Linked DNA regions of Mus musculus: region 1 is linked to region 2. A link is a loop called in an ENCODE intact Hi-C map of the cell type or tissue named here. Cell type or tissue: left cerebral cortex. All regions are shown on one strand. Each heading gives the region's core, and the rest is flanking DNA. Links, peaks and the distances in the headings are about the cores only.

Evidence for each region. Hi-C counts contacts between places; a loop is a spot of excess contacts. Peaks named below come from ENCODE experiments on the same cell type or tissue, not always from the same donor. Only the 100,000 strongest peaks of a DNase experiment are listed, where the experiment ranks them.
Region 1: a loop joins it to region 2, with 5 times the contacts of the local background. A loop is called at or near these places in 2 of 42 quality-filtered maps.

The regions. Positions count from the first base shown.
Region 1 is chr12:3,386,080-3,394,411 of GRCm38, forward strand. It overlaps Kif3c (kinesin family member 3C), which reads left to right. Exons shown (of 8, transcript NM_008445.2): 2 at 1,473-1,574; 3 at 2,056-2,178; 4 at 3,544-3,662; 5 at 4,359-4,475. Among named protein-coding and RNA genes, the nearest start is that of I920046F24Rik, 25 kb to the left of the region's middle. In left cerebral cortex, for the core only: a CTCF peak has its summit at 5,020 (motif pointing left); DNase peaks (open chromatin) are centred at 3,530, 5,006 and 7,301; H3K27ac peaks cover 625 bases.
Region 2 is chr12:3,231,459-3,239,790 of GRCm38, forward strand. Rab10os (RAB10, member RAS oncogene family, opposite strand) reads left to right here and starts at 4,333. Exons shown (of 7, transcript NR_015551.1): 1 at 4,333-4,471; 2 at 5,827-5,954; 3 at 6,133-6,202; 4 at 6,571-6,654. In left cerebral cortex, for the core only: a CTCF peak has its summit at 4,348; DNase peaks (open chromatin) are centred at 3,933, 4,277, 5,781, 7,090 and 1 more place; H3K4me3 peaks cover 1,714 bases; H3K27ac peaks cover 1,550 bases.

The DNA of each region.
Region 1 (8,332 bases), core at 208-8,207, 150 kb after region 2:
TCCCCTGTTGCTATGGAATCTCTCCCTTGTGTTGTTCTAATTTCCTTAGCAGCCCAAGATTAGACCAAGGTTTCCTGCTGCCCGGTGATGAGCTGTCTTCCCGAGTCAGGAACTCAGTACAGGGCTGGACTGCCCAGTGACTGCCGTTTCTCCTCCTGCTGCATGCCATCTGGGGCTTGGCTGCCAGGAATAGATTGCCACCCACCCTCCTCGCAGGCATGGTGACCCAGCCGCTTCTTGTATCCATAGCAGAGATCAGGTGCCTTATATTCCCAAAGGGCTTCTCTCTTCTTTTCATCCTTAAGGATCCTGTCCACAATGGGAGCTTTGTGCCCCAGCTCTAGGGGCTGGAGGGGAAAACTCCGTTCCCACCAATGGCTACAAGGCTCCATCCATATGGATATGCTTTATGTCTTCTCCTAAAAGGATCAAAGGGAAAAGGGATGGAGTCTCTGCTCTGTGGTCCTGCTTAGAATGGACTTATGGAGTGGAAGCAGGAAAATCAGAGGTTCAAGGCTATCCCTGGCTACTTTACATAATGGGAGGGAGGGAGGAAGAGAGGGAGGCAGGGAGGGAGGGAGGGAGGGAGGGAGGGAAGAAGAGAGACACACACTGTTTCTCTCTCTCTCTCTAAGACAGGGTTTCTCTGTGAAGCCCTGGCTGTCCTAGAACTTGCTCTTTAGACTAGGCTGGCCTTTTTGTTTTGTTTTGTATTTTGTTTTGTTTTGTTTTTGTTTTTTGAGACAGGGTTTCTCTGTGTAGCCCTGGCTGTCCTGGAACTCACTCTGTAGACCAGGCTGGCCTCGAACTCAGAAATCTACCTGCCTCTGCCTCCCAAGTGCTGGGATTAAAGGCTAACCTTAACACTCACAGAGATCCACCTGCCTCTGCCTCCCGAATGCTGGGGTTAAAGGTGGATCTTACCACAGTTGGGCTGAGCATCTTAAACTGTCAATAGGCATGATAATACATACCTGCAATCCCAGCACTCAGATGGCAGAAACAGGAGGATTGCCACAAGTTCCAGGCTAGCCTGGCCTACAGTGTAAGTACCAGGCTAGCCAACATTACATAGTGAGATTCTTTCTCAGAAAACCAAGGGAAGGGCCATGTATGGTGGCACACACCTTTAATCCCAGAAATGGGAAGGTGGAGGCAGGCCCATCTCTGTGAGTTCAAGGCCAGCCTGGTCTATAAAGCAGGATCCAGGACAGCCAGTGCTGTTACACAGATAAATGCTGACTGAAAAACAAAAACAAAAACAAAAAACAAACAAACCAAACCCGAAAACAAAACAATGAAACCAATAAAGTTATGTGCTAGAACGCGATTGTAATGCTAGCACTGCTGTTCTCCACTGCAGAGAAGGTTTAAGGTTAGACCCTGCGACCAACAAACACAAAGTCCAAAATTGAGATCCTATGGCCCTTTGCCAGTCCGGTCTCTGACCCTGCCCCTCCTTGTGTTCTCAGGCCATGGAAAGCAAGCTACTCATTGGGGGGCGGAACATCATGGATCACACCAACGAGCAACAGAAGATGTTGGAACTGAAGCGACAGGAGATTGCGGAACAGGTAAGGCTGCTGGCTTCCGGTTCTCTGAGGCATACGGCCTTGGGGTCATGTGTTGGATAGGCTGGTGCGTAAGCCCTGTTGGACTGGGAATCCGGGAATTATAATGCAAAACCCGCACTACCTTGCTTGGTTTCCCTGGGTGTACCAGCTCGGGGTCTCTCTTTGGGTGAGAGGAAGTGGTAGATTCCCCTGCAGATTCATTGCCTGTATGGCTGTTTCCTAAGTCATCAAGTTAGTTACCAGTCAACTATGATGCTACCGGTAATGCCCCCAAGGTATGCCGGCTCTTAGGGCTGGGGCCTCCATGCACACAGGCCCATACCTGAAAAAGCTGTATTCACAGGGTCTGAAAAAAATGGGTCTGTGTCCACGAACAAGCCAGGTGCTACAACAGGCAGATCGAGCCAGCCCGTGTGCTCCGGTAGCCTTCCCCAGTGGGCGTGGTTTTCCCTTGTGACCCCCTTGCTCTGCCTTGCCCTAGAAACGCCGTGAACGGGAAATGCAGCAGGAGATGCTGCTCCGCGATGAAGAAACCATGGAGCTACGTGGTACCTACTCATCCCTGCAGCAGGAGGTGGAAGTTAAAACCAAGAAACTCAAGAAGGTAAGATGCGCAGCGGGTAAACAGGCCGCTGCCTAAGAGGGTGGGCCTCAAAGGCCCCTCCCCAAAGTTCAACCTCTGAGCTTGGACTGTGGGGTGGGGAGACAGCCAGGAGGCAGGCATCTGGTGCCAGGGTGTCACTTGCAGTGTACTGTGTGGTCATCCTCATGGTCCTGGCTAACTTCTCTACACTGGGAGTCACCAGTGAATCCTAGTTTTGGTAGCTGGGTCAGGGAATGCGGTGTGGCTATGGAAACTTGCGTCCAGGGAGGAAGACAAGGTCCTACACGCCACACCAAGGGACAAGAATCTGCTCACCCGGATCCTGCAGAAGTCATGGACATTTGTGACTTGAGATGGGCCTAGGGTAGGAAGTTCCAGTGTGGACTCAGGAACGAGCCCTGGGAGGCCCCAGGATTATTATTGTGGCCACTTCGAGCTGACCAGGCCCAGTCCTTAAAGCAGTTACTAGTACAGCACTCAGCGGTTAGGAGGGAAATGGGAAAGCCATTGCCGGCTCTCATGCCCTTACTTTTGAGTAGGTTACCTTCTCAACTCATTCTACCTCCAACGCTAACCGTGGATCTCCAAAATGAGACATGGTTCCATCCTTTTTAGTTTGTCTATATTTATTTAATTTTTTGGTTTTTCAAATTGGCACTGGTTTCTCCATGTAGCCCTGGCTGTCCTAGAATTCACACAGTAGATAAGGCTGGCCTCGGACTCAATATACTCACCTGCTTCTGCCTCCCAAGGTCTGGGACTAAAGGTGTGGGCCACCACCATCTGGCCTGGCTCTATTCTTTCTTTATTCAGTTATGACCTTATGACCTTTTAGTTAGTCTACATCTTATTTTCCTCACCTGTAGAAAGAGGATGTCGGGCTGGAGAGATGGCTCAGTGGTTAAGAGCACTGACTGCTCTTCCAGAGGTCCTGAGTTCAATTCCCTCATGGTGATTCACAACCACCTGTAATGGGATCCAATGCACACTCTACTGGTGTGTCTGAAGACAGCTACAGCATACTCATATAACTAAAAATAAATAAATAAATAATTTTTTTTTAAAAGGGAGAAAGAAAATGTCAGGCTAGCATGCATTCCATCAGTTCTCTTTCAGTTTGAACACTTGATGATACAGAGAGAGAGAGAGAGAGATATTGGTGAGTCCCAGTGAGTGGGAGGGACTGAGTCACGGGGAGGACAGTGGCTGCCCTTGAGATAGCCCATCCTGACGGAGTCATAGGGCTAGGCAGCCATTCTGAGTTCAGAGCAGGAAGCCCAGGCTGGGTGACGGGCCTGACTGAACTCTGCTGAGTCACACTTGTGCCTGACTGAACTCCGCTGAGTCACACTTGTGCATGTACAGCTCTATGCCAAGCTACAGGCGGTGAAGGCCGAGATCCAGGACCAACACGAAGAGTACATCCGCGTGCGGCAGGACCTGGAGGAGGCGCAGAATGAGCAGACCCGGGAACTAAAGCTCAAGTAGGGCTGGCTCCTCTTCTGGTTCTGGGTCCCCACAGTCTCCCCCATCCCTCAGGGCTTCTGTAAGAGACTCTTCGGACAGCCATATTTTGACTAAGCACTCACATGTCCATTCTTCCCCCCTTGTTTGCATTTCTGGTTGGGTTGGGTTTTTGTTTGTTTGTTTGTTTGTTTGTTTGTTTGAGACAGGGTCCTCCCACTCTGTAGCTCAAGCTGTCTTGAGGCTCAGCTGTCTTCCTGCCTCAGCTTCCCAGTTACTGGGTTAGCACATGTAGGCAGGCTTGTGCGTCTTCTTGTTTTGGGTCTAAGGTGTATGTATATGCACACCTGTGATTCAAATATGGGGGCCATGGGTTGACATTGACGATGATGATTTTGGAGACTGGGTCTCTCACTGAACCTGGAGCTCATGAGCTAGACCAGCTCTTAAGTTGTTCTACTTCCTCAGCCTGGTTTGATGGCTCCACCTCCCTCTGTCAGAGTGTCTGCTGAGTGCTAGTGGAAAATAACCCCTAGGGCCCTGGGCCCACAGTCTTTGCATTAGAAGCTGTGGTCTTCAAGTTCCATTATTGTGTGGCAATGGCATCCCTTCCACCCTTGTTACCTCCACCCCCACCCCCCCGTTCCCTCTGTGATCTCTGAGATCTCTCCCTCCCTCCCTCCCTCCCTCCATTTCTGCCTTGTACCCACCCCCAGGTACCTCATCATTGAGAACTTCATCCCCCCTGAGGAGAAGAACAAGATCATGAACCGCCTTTTCCTGGACTGTGAGGAGGAGCAGTGGAGGTTCCAGCCACTGGTGCCAGCTGGAGTGTGAGTTCCAGTGGCCGTCTGTCGGGACCTAGGGACTTGCAAGCCTCTCCCAGGGTCATGAGTGGTGAGGGGCTTGAGACCCTGTTCCAGGTCGGGTCTTGGGGAGTGGATTAAGAGGTGCACATGGATGAGTTTTGCCAGGATCTATCCTGTATGGATCACCATGAAGGAAGTGGTCAGGATGGAAAAGGAGCCTGTAAGGGGAGGGGCTTGTGGTGGGAAGCGCTTCTGTCCCCAGTGGTTAGTTCCGGTGGATACATGCATGGGCTTGTGTTGGTTGCCAGAAATTAGCAACAGTTGTTAATATTTGCTCAGCTCTGCTGTGTAAGAATACAGGCAGAAGTTAAGTCAGACATTTCTGAGCTTGTGGTCCAGAGGGAAAGATGGAGAAGTGTCATGACTGGGCACCATAGAGGCCTGCTGCAGTCTTTCTAGCTTCTCAGCTGGGTGTTCAGCAATTCCAACTGTTTCTACCCTGGAGAGCTTGAAGTCTGCACATGATGTGCAGCTGCATCAGTTAGCTGGGTGTGCAGCGCCCTCTGCTGGTAGCTGCGTAGAACGAGGCGGACCATACAAAGCGGACGGAGTGCCTCTTGCAGTGGGACCAAATCTGTATATAATGATGGAAGGATAGTACTTCTCTGGAGATTCTTTACTCTCTGTAACCTAGGGACGCTACTTCCACGGCAGGGCAGGATCCTCCCCAGAGCTGGGATCGAAGCTAGTATGAGGTTGGTAGTGTCTAAGTGCATACAACCGTTTGGGACAGGTCTGCTAGTGTACATTTTTAATCCCAGCACTGGGGAAGCACAGGCAGGATTTCTGTGAGTTTGAGTCCAGCTTGGTCTAGCAAAGTTCAGGCCAGCCCAGGGCTGTATATAGAGATCCTATCTCACAAGCAAAGCAAAGCAAAACATTATCTTCCATTACCACATACAATGGTTATTTTTAGGAAGTTTCATACTGAGAGAATTTAATTCTATTTATAGGTTATATTCACTTTTTCCAGTTCCCTAATTATATAATTTACAGATGTTTCCCTTCCCCTAGCCCTGAGATCATTATTACATTTAAATGCCTGTTTAATCTGCAATTGAGAAGGGATATTTGTTTTTGTTTTTTTCCTTGAGACAAGAGTCATGCAATGTAGCCAAGGCTGGCCTGAAATTCACTGTGTAGTTCAGGCTGGCTTTGAACTCCTGAGTTCAGTCCTCCAGATCCCTGCCTCAGGAATGCTGAGGTTACTTGTATGTGTGACATGTGCCCTGTTTAATTGAGGAAAGGAAACAAATGGGGACAGCATATGACATGTACGTATGACAGTTCCACCATGAGACCCATTTCTTTGCATTCTAACTTAATTTTATTTTAAAAACATACTTTATTTTATTTTTTTAATTGCCAACTAGTCACTTTCCTTCTTAAATTTTTATTTAAGTTTTTATTGCATTTAGCTGTGTGTTGGGAGATAGGTGAGCTTGACCCAGCGTTCATTTGATGTCAGAGGACAACTTACAGAAGTTGAGTCTCTCTACCATGTGGGTCCCAGGGATTGAACTCAGCTTGCCAGGCCAAAGCACAAGTGCATGATTTGTGTGTGTGTGTGTGTGTGTGTGTGTGTGTGTGTGTGTGTGTGTGAGTGTGTGTATGAGTGTGTGCATGCTCTGTGTGTGGATGAGAGTGTGTGTGATTTGTGTGTGTGTGTGTGTGTGTGTGTGTGTATGAGTGTGTTCATGCTCTGTGTGTGGATGAGTGTGTGTGTGTGTGGATGAGTGTGTGCATACTTTGTGTGTGTGGATGAGTGTGTGTGTGTGTGTATGAGTGTGTGTATGAGTGTGTGCATACTTTGTGTGTGTGTGTGTGGATGAGTGTGTACATGCTTTGTGTGTGTCTGTGTATGTTTGTATGTGAGTTTGAGGTAAGCACTCATGAAGGCAGGTTGTACCTGCCCCTTTTGCCCTTTTTATGTACTTGAGGCTGTCCTTGAACTCCTGATCCTCCTGCTTCCACCTCCCAAATCTGGGATTACAGGCATGAGCCAGCATACTTAGTTGAGTCAGGGTCTCACTATGTAGCCCAGGCTAGCCTTGCTCCTCTGTCTTAGGCTTCCCAGGGCTGGGATTGCAGGAATGTGCAACCTCATCTATTTGAGGCAATTCTTTAAAATTAAAAAATTATTTTTTCTCTTTAGTTTAACTTTATGTTTTATGTGCATGCGGGCTCTGCCTGCCTGTATGTCTGTGCATCACGTGCTTTCTTGGTGGCTACAAAGGCCAGAAGGTGGCACAGGATCCCTCGTGAGCCACTGTGTTGGTGCTAGGACTCCTCGGGAGGAGCAGTGGCCGGTGTTCTTAACTACCAAGCTGCCTTCCCAGACCCCACTCCTTGTTTCTTTTTAATATCTGAAAGTTGTTAGTGTTGGAATAAAGAAAATAGTTCCTCCTGCAAACCCTAGCTGAGACTGAGAGTTCACAGAGAAGCCAGGGGGTGGGCTGGTGGCGGAGGGGAGTGGTGGCCACCCCCCATCTCCCAGACTACATCTGTCCCCTTGATCTCTACTTTCACAACTGGAGCTTGGGGGAGGGGAAGGCCTTGAACATGGGTTTCTGTGAGAAGAGGGTGCTCTGGAATCTGAGGCGGTGGAAGGACCCTCCCTCCTTTCCTTCCCAGACATCTCCCACAACTCACAAAACATGACTCACGCAGGGCTGAAAACACAAAAGCTCTGTCTCTCACCACTAAAGCATTGTTCAAGTTGTGGGCTGTTTTGCTTTGCTGAGGCCTGGGATACTCTGGGATGAGAACACTGAAGACTGCACTGAGTGGAGAGACATTGTTTGAAACAAATTACCTAAGGCTGGGCTGTCCCTTAGGAAACAGCTTTTGTTAGAAGCAGCCACCCTCCCTTGATGACAGCCACAAGGATCACCCCGCCCAGGCCGCTCTCCAAAGCAAGGGGTCATTGTTACCATGGGACAATGTTTGAACATGGCTATGTCAGCTTATTTGGGAAGTCTTTTCTTCTTTCTGTCTCTTTTACCTTCATATTTTGGTTAGAGTTGGTGGATTATGCTGGTTTGTGAGTGTGCCTGTTTAATTTCTCCCTTGTTTTGCTTCTAGGGATAGAGGTTAAACTCAGTGATAGGCACTGAGTGTCTACTTTGGTGTCTACTTTGTCACACGAGAAAATGGTTGGGCTTGACTTTGTTTTAAAAACCAGTCTTAGCCAGGCGTAGCGGCGCACGCCTTTGATCCCAGCACTCGGGAGGCAGAGGCAGGCAGATTTCTAGGTTTGAGGCCAGCCTGGTCTACAAAGTTAGTTCCAGGACAGCCAGGGCTACACAGAGAAACCCTGTCTCGAAAAACAAAACAAACAAAAAAACAAAACAAAACAAAAACAAAAAACAAAAAGAGAAAGAAAAAAAAGGAAGCATAAAGACCAGTCTTAGTCCATTGCTCAGGCTGGTCCCCAACTCCTGGTCTGAAAGGACTCTCCTCCCTTAGCTCCTCAAACAGCTGGTACTACAGGCACATGCTACCCTGTTCAACTCTGAGAAACTTCTGGCATTTATTTACTTATTTATTTATTTATTTAAGTTAGCCTCTCACTCTATAGCCCTGGATGGCCCTGAATGTAGCATGTAGCTAAGGCTGGCTTTGAACTCCTGACTTTCTGCCTCCCCAGTTCTGGGATATATATGAGGGTGTGAGACCCCGTGCCCAGACTTGACCCAGCCATAGAGGAGCCAGTCTACAAACATTCTCCATGCCATCATATTGATGAAGACACCAATCTCCTGAGTCACAAGTTGGCCTCAGATGCCCCTCATCTTCTGAGTCTTCTGCTTCTACCTCCC
Region 2 (8,332 bases), core at 89-8,088:
TTTATGTGGAGTTCCTTGATCCACATAGACTTGACCTTAGTACAAAGAGATAAGAATGGATCAATTTGCATTCTTCTACATGATAACTGCCAGTTATGCCAGCACCATTTGTTGAAAATGCTGTCTTTTTTCCACTGGATGGTTTTAGCTCCCTTGTCAAAGATCAAGTGACCATAGGTGTGTGGGTTCATTTCTGGGTCTTCAGTTCTATTCTATTGGTCTACTTGTCTGTCGCTATACCAGTACCATGCAGTTTTTATCACAATTGCTCTGTAGTACAGCTTTAGGTCAGGCATGGTGATTCCACCAGAGATTCTTTTATCATTGAAAAGAGTTTTTGCTATCCTAGGTTTTGTTATTCCAGATGAATTTGCAAATTGCCCTTTCTAATTCGTTGAAGAATTGAGTTGAAAATTTGATGGGGATTGCATTGAATCTGTAGATTGCTTTCGGCAAGATAGCCATTTTCACTATATTGGTCCTGCCAATCCATGAGCATGGGAAATCTTTCCATCTTCTGAGATCTTCTTTGATTTCTTTCTTCACAGACTTGAAGTTCTTATCACACTGATCTTTCACTTCCTTAGTTAGAGTCACACCAAGGTATTTTATATTATTTGTGACTACTGTAAAAGATGTTGTTTCCCTAATTTCCTTCTCAGCCTGTTTATCCTTTGTGTAGAGAAAGGCCATTGATTTGAGTTAATTTTATATCAGCTACTGCACTGAAGCTGTTTATCAGGTTTAGGAGTTCTCTGGTGGAATTTTTAGGGTCACTTATATATACTATCATATCATCTGCAAATAGTGATATTTTGACTTTTTCCTTTCCAATTTGTATCCCCTTGACCACCTCCTGTTGAATTGCTCTGGCTAGGACTTCAAGTAATATATTGAATAGGTAGGGAGAAAGTGGGCAGCCTTGTCTAGTCCCTGATTTTAGTGGGATTGCTTCCAGCTTCTCTCCATTTACTTTGGTGTTGGCTACTGGTTTGCTGTAGATTGCTTTTATGTTTAGATATGGATGGGTCCTGAACACAGAGCAGAAGGTTCCCCACCTACAAAGGACATGTGAAAATATTTTATGATAATTACATACAGTGTAGCCCATTAAAGAAATAACATTCAATAAGATCCTTCTTGTCCCATTTAGAAATTCATAACACTTGAGTGAAAATGTCTTTTCTTCATATGAACACAGTTATAGTGTATTCTAATGTGTCTAATTACTAATACACCTGGACACGAAAAAAATACACTATTGTTGTTAGTAGCACAGAGTAGAACTCTCAGGCATTCAAGATTAACTCTCTTTTCTGTTGCTTCTGTGTTAAAAAAAATCTTCTTCTTGCTATAAAACCTTGTAGAGTTTACTTTATAATGTGCATATGAAAATACATCAAGATAATGAAATGCAGTCTACCCAACTAAAGGAAATACCATTTACTAAGATCCTTCTTTTCACATTTAGAAATTTGCGTCAATTGAGCAAAAATGTCTTCATATAAATACAGCTATAATATACTCTAATGTGTCTGCTTACTAATACACCTGAACTCTAAAAAAATACACTGTTGTTATAACTAGCAAAGAGTAGAACTCTCAGGCATTCAAGGTTAACTCTCTTTTCTGTAGAATCTGTATTAAAAAAAAAAAAAAACTCTTCTTCTTTCTATAAAGCCTTGTACAGTTTTCTTTATAATGTGCTTATGAAAATACGTCAAGATAATGAAATACAGTGCAGCCAACTAAAGGAAATAACATTCAATAAGATCTGTCTTAGGGTTTCTATTCCTGCACAAACATCATGACCAAGAAGCAAATTGGGGAGGAAAGGGTTTATTCCGCTTACACTTCCATACTGCTGTTCATCACCAAAGGACGTCAGGACTGGAACTCAGGCAGTCAGGAAGCAGAAGCTGATGCAGAGGCCATGGAGGGATGTTCTTTACTGGCTTGCTTCCCCTGGCTTGCTTAGCCTGATCTCTTATAGAACCAAGACTACCAGCCCAGAGATGGCCCCACCCACAAGGGGCCTTTCCCCCTTGATCACTAATTGAAAAAATGCCTTACAGTTGGATCTCATGGAGGCATTTCCTCAACTGAAGCTCCTTTCTCTGTGATCACTCCAGCTGTGTCAAGTTGACACAAAACTAGCCAGTACAAGGTCCTTCTTATCATAAATATTCACATCAATTGAGCAAAAATGTCTTGTTTTCTATGAATAAGCACAATTTTAATGTATTCTAATTTGTCTAATTACTAATACACCTGTACACTAAAAAAATACACTATTATTGTTACTAGCACAGAGTAGAACTCTCAGGCAGTCAAGATTAACTCTTTTCTGTGTTAAATCACTTTTCTTCCTGCTATAACACCTTGTACAGGTTTCTTCATAATGTGCTTATGAAAATACATCAAGATAATGAAATGCAGTGTATACAACTAAAGAACATACAATAAGATCCTTATTGCATTTAGAAATTCACATCAATTAAGTGAAAATGTCTTGTTTTCTTTGAATAAAAAGAGTTATAATGAATTCTAATGTGTCTAATTACTAGTACACCTGGTCACTACATCACAGATGGGATGGTCACTGCATCTCAGGTGGAATGGTCACTGCATCAAAGTTGGAATTGTCACTGCATCACAGGTGGGATAGTCACTGCATCACAGGTGGGATGGTAACTATATCTCAGGTGGCATGGTCATTGCATCCCAAGTGGGATGGTCAAAACATCTCAAGTGGGATGGTCACTGATTCTCTGGTAAGACTCACTACATCTCTCAGATGGGGTGGTCACTGCATCCCATGTGGGATGTTCACTGCATCTCAGGTAAGATGGTCACTGCATCTCAGGAGGGATGGATACTACATCTCAGGTGGGGTGGTCACTGCATCACAGGTGGGATTGTCATAGTATCTCACGTGAGATAGTCACAACATCTCAGGTGGCATGGTCACTGCATCTCAGGTGGGACAGTCACTGCATCACTAGTGGGATTGTCATCCCATCTCACTTGGGATGGTCACAACTTCACACGTGGGATAGTCACTGAATCTTAGGTGGATGGTCACTGCATTTCTGTTAAGACGACTCTCTACATCTCAGGTTGGATAGTCATTGCATCCCATGTGGGATTTTCACTGTATCTCAGGTAAGATGGTGACTTCATCTCAGGAGAGACGATCACATCTCAAGTGGTCACTTCATCTCAGGTGGGATGGTCACTACATCTCAGGTGGGATAGTCAACTGCATCACAGGTGGGATTATCATCCCATCTCACCTGGGATGGTCACTACATTTCAGATGGCATAGTCACTGCATCCTAGGTGGAATGGTTACAACATCTCAGGTGGCATGGACACTGCATCTCATGTAAGAATCACTCAGGTAGAATGTTCACTGCATCAAAGGTGAGATGGTCACTGCATCTCAGGTGGATGGTCACTGTATCTCAGGTAGGATAATCACTGTCAATACATCTCAAGTGGCATGCTCACTACATCTCATGTGGGATGGTCACTGCATCACAGTTGGGATCGTCACTGCATCTCAGGTGAGATGGTTACTGCATCTCAGGTAAGAGTCATTACATCTCCCTTGGGATGGTCACTGCATCACAGGTGAGATGGTTACTGCATCCGCTCCGGTTGGTGTCAAAGGATATGGATTTGCCTGCGGTGAAGCGGCCACGGTGAGGGGAGGCCGGGCATGCGGGCGCTTCGACCCGGTGACAGGGCAGCGTATTAATACGGTACGTTCCTGGGAGGTTAGACCCGGAGATGTACAGGTAGGAACTACACCTCCCAGCGTGCCTCCCAGTGAAACTCGGGGCTACTGTGGCGTCACTTCCTATGGCAAACAGGAAGTCATGCCTAAAGCAGGAAATAACTGCAACTCCCAGCATGCTTGAACCCTAACTTCCAGACAGGAAGTTCCTCCGTTCCAACAGGAAGTGAGTCCTTCTACCGCATTGTAAATCTCACGAGAACTCGGAGCGGCAGCGTGACATTGAAGACTTCCAGTTCCGGGTTCCGCTGATCAGAAGCGGACAAGCAAACAGCGGATGTGCAGTTCCTCTCTTCGCCGAACCCGGTTTTCCCTTTCGGAGCAGCGCGACCGATTTCCGGTTTCCCCGCCGCAACCACCGTTACCCCCCCCCCGCCCCAATCCCCGGCGACTCCAGCGACGTCACCGGTTCAGCTCCTGACCTTTCGGCGAACCGCAGAACCACAGGCGACCCGTTCGACGTCATCACTCCCCGCCCAGATGTCGCTGTGACATCACCCCGCACGTGCCTGCGCTGGCACCGCGTCGTCCTGGCGAGCGCCTCCTCGCGGCGGAAGGAGATCCTGGGGTTCGCTGTGCGAGACATGTCGGCGGGGTTTCACGTGAGTGACACTTGGTCCCCACGGGATTGACAGCGACTAGCGGAGTGGCATGTGGACGTAGCTTCAGGTGAGTGACCTGTTTTTTCCCAAGAGGCACTGACAGACAGGCCAGGGACGGAGCCTGAGCGAGGGCTGGGAGTGGCTGAGCGTGAGTGACAGGGGCCTGGGGCGGGGTCTTAACTAAGCTCCTGCAAGAGACATAGATTTGCATGGGGTCTAAGTTTCATTGCTGCTCGTTTGCATGAATTTGAGTGAATTTGAATGGCTGCTTGGTTTTGTTCTACCCAGGTTTATATAACCTCCCCTGACCTGTATAAATTAGCATATCGTGTACGTTGGGAATTTGCATACGCTCATGTGACATCAGTTTCGCATGATGAAAATTTGCATAAATTTGCATAATGACAGCTCCCCTGAGTAAATTTCCATAAACATAAACGATGTTATGGCTTTACTCTGCGTGTATTTGTCATGTAAATTTGCATGCATTTGCATAAAACTGCATGACGTTATGGCTTTTCCTGAGTTCAGATGATGTCACAGTTTCCCTCCTTGCCATTGACACGTGTCCAGATGATGTCATCACCCTGTGACACCCCCCCCCCCGCATTTGTATATATTGTATATATTCTCTTGACGTCCTGGCTGGGGGTGTGCCCAAGAGTGATTGAGTCATTGTGGGCAGGGCCTTGACGCGTGTCTGACCCCACCCATTCACCCCTTCCCCCCACCCCAGGGCCTGGCCTTCATGGTCGTCCATCCTGCCTTCCCCGAGATGCTGAGCAAGGCCACCTGGCCCTGCCTCCAGTACTTTGCCGCGAGGGGGGGGGGGCACAAAGGTCAGTGGGAAGGGGCCTCAGGGTAGCTACTTTCATCTTTTTAGGAAGATGGGCGTGGTCTGTTGGTGGCCATACCCACTGTAAGTGGCATCATGATTGCAGTTCTGAGTTTGGGAGAAGAGGGTGGGTTCTGGGGATGATGGAGCGGGGAAATGAGGTCACCACACCAACCACAAGTGATGTCACTTCCTGCTTTTTGGGAGCTTTATGGGCAAGACATCAGGATGGTGGGTGGGGCCAGGCCCACTGGAAGTGATGTCATTTTCAGGATTTCTGACTTGTGGGTGGGGCTTCTGTGAGGGGCTGCCAGGAAGTCTGGTATGATGTCACTTCCAGCTCCACCCGTCCCTCCCCCAGGAAGACCCAGAGACCTTGACCCTGTGGTGGTGTGTGGCCCTGCCCCTTCCACACCCATTGCAGGCCTCGACCCTTTTCATCTTATCCCCGCCCACTTCCCAACGCCATTGCACACTTCCAGCCAAGCCCACTGTGCCTGGCCATGCCCTCCACTTCCTGTCCCGCCCATCACCTCAGGCCCTGCCTGCTTACTTCCTGTCATGCAAATTTGTGCAAATCTATTCAGGTGACCTCACTGACCCCGCCCCTGACTCCACCCCTTGTGATGACCCCACCACTGACCCACAGGCCTTGGAGGGGCTGATCCTGGAGAAGTCAAAGGACCAGGAGGACGCCATGGGGGGTGCTGTACAGGTGAGTGGGGCCTTCTGGGGACGGAGCAGGCAGAACAGAAAGTGACATCATAGGAGAAAACAGGAAGTGAAAAGTGGGACTGGAAGTGGTGGGCATAGTCAAGAAGTGATGGGCATGGTGGTTTGGTGGGCATGGCCTGGATGAACCCTGACCCCTGTGACCCCGTCCCATCCCCCAGGCTGAGCAGGAAGCAGAGCAGCACAGCGTCATCATGAGGGTAGCCATCTTCACCTGGGGCATCCACGGAGGTGAGCAGAGTGTTGTGGGCAGGTTCACAGGGTCAATGTTGGCAGTGGGGGGGGCGGGGGGGAGCGTTACTTTGTGGGGCGGGGCCTGGGGTGACGTCATTGGGGAGGGAGCTTCCTGTCTATGCCATAACTTACTTTCTGCAGGGTCATAACCTGGAGGTGGGTCTTTTATGTTGGGGATGGGGTTAGATGACATCATCAGTGTGTGGGGGTGGAACTTCCTGTATGAGGTGGGACTTCCTGTCTGAGGCCCTGACAGGAAGTACCACCCCCACCCCAGGAAGTTTAGGCCAAATGAGTCACCCAGGCCCTGCCCCTGACCCCCAAGGCCCCACCCCATCGCCTGACCCTGCCCCCTTTCCCCGCAGGCCCTGCCCAGGAAGTGACTTTCTCTCTACTGTAGGAGGAGCTGATCCACGACTACTTGGACAACAGCACACCAGCGAAGGATGGTGAGGCCCTGCCCCCTGCCTGCACATGACACTGCCCACGCCCTGTCTGAGACTCTACCAAGTGGTTCTGGGATAATAGATTGAGGGGATGGGGGCTGCATACATTTGCATGATTTTGCATATTTTGGGCTCATTTGAATAAATTTGTATAAGTTAACACCAGTTCTCTCAGGACAAATTTGCATAGATTTGTGTGTGACGTCTTGGGCAAATTAGCATAAACCAAAATGATGTCATAGTTGTGCTCTGCATGCGTTTTTTGTGGGTTTTGCATGAATTTGCATACATCAGCTTCTTTGAAGTAGGTTTGCATGAGCTGAGGTGACTTTGGTGGCTTCCTCTGTGAATTTGCATAAATTTGCATAAACCTGAATGATAACACAGTGATGCTCTGGGTGGATTTGCATGGCGTCATGCTTTCTGTCTGTATGACTTTGCATAAATTTGCATAAATCTTCATGGGCAAGGGGGAAGCTTCCATGGCTGTCAGCTGCACCAGCGAAGTGACGTCACATGACCTCATTTGCATGACCAGAGTCACTTTGCATAAATTAACATAAACTAGTGATCGATCCCCCTTGAGTGCTGTGACCTCGACGTGACCCCTGACCTACCGCTGACCCCGGTGTGACCCCACAACCCCAAGGTGATCCCTGACCTCCCCATGACCCCAGCAACCTCGAAGTCACCATGTAATCCCACCATGACCCTGACCCAACAGGGACAAGGCCTGGGGCCTCCGCCATCCATGCGTGGGGAGTGATGCTGGTAGAGGGCAAATTGGTGACGTCATCAATGCAGCGGGCTTCCCACTCAACCACTTTAGCCGCAAGCTTGCAAGGGCAGCTGCCAGAGACAGGAAGTGACATCGCTGTGGAGAGGGCAGCAGGAAGTGAGGTCAGAGTGGGGGTGATGGGAAGTAATGTCATGGGCTCAGGAAGTGATGTGCTGCTGCTCTACATGTGTACGTATATGCCTGGTCTGTGATGCTGCAGAATATGTGTACATGTGTGCTGGGTGTGGGATGTACATGTATGCCTCATGTTTGCCTGGTGTGTGATGCCACTTTACATGTGATCCAGGTGTGAGATGATGCTGTACATGTATACATGTGTACCTGGTGTGTGATGCCAGTGCATTGTGACTGGTGTGTGATGCGGATGCACATGTGTGCTTGTTGTGTGAAGCTACTTCACATGTACACATGTGTGCCAGGTGAGTGATGCTGTTTCCCCTGTGTATATGTATGCCTGTTGTCTGATGCTGCTTCACATGTGTTCATATGCGTCTGTTGGGGGATGCCGCTGGATATGTCTACCTTGTTTTTAAACTACATTACATGTGTGACCAGTGTTTGATGCGACTCTACATGTGTACACGTGTGCCTTGTGTATGATGCTGCTGCAAATGTGTACACGTATGTCTCGTGTGTGCTGCTGCAGCACATGTATACATGTGTGCCTGAGTGTGCTGCTGCTGTACATGTGAACATGTGTGCCTTGTATGTGAGGCTGCTGCACATGTGTATATGTGTGCCTGGTATCTGAGCTTGCTGTACGTGTGTACATATGTGGCTGGTGTGTGATGACAGTGTACATGTGTCCATGTGTACCTGGTGTGTGTTGCTGCTGCCATGTGCACATGTGTGCCTGTTGTGTCATGCTGCTGTGCATGTGTA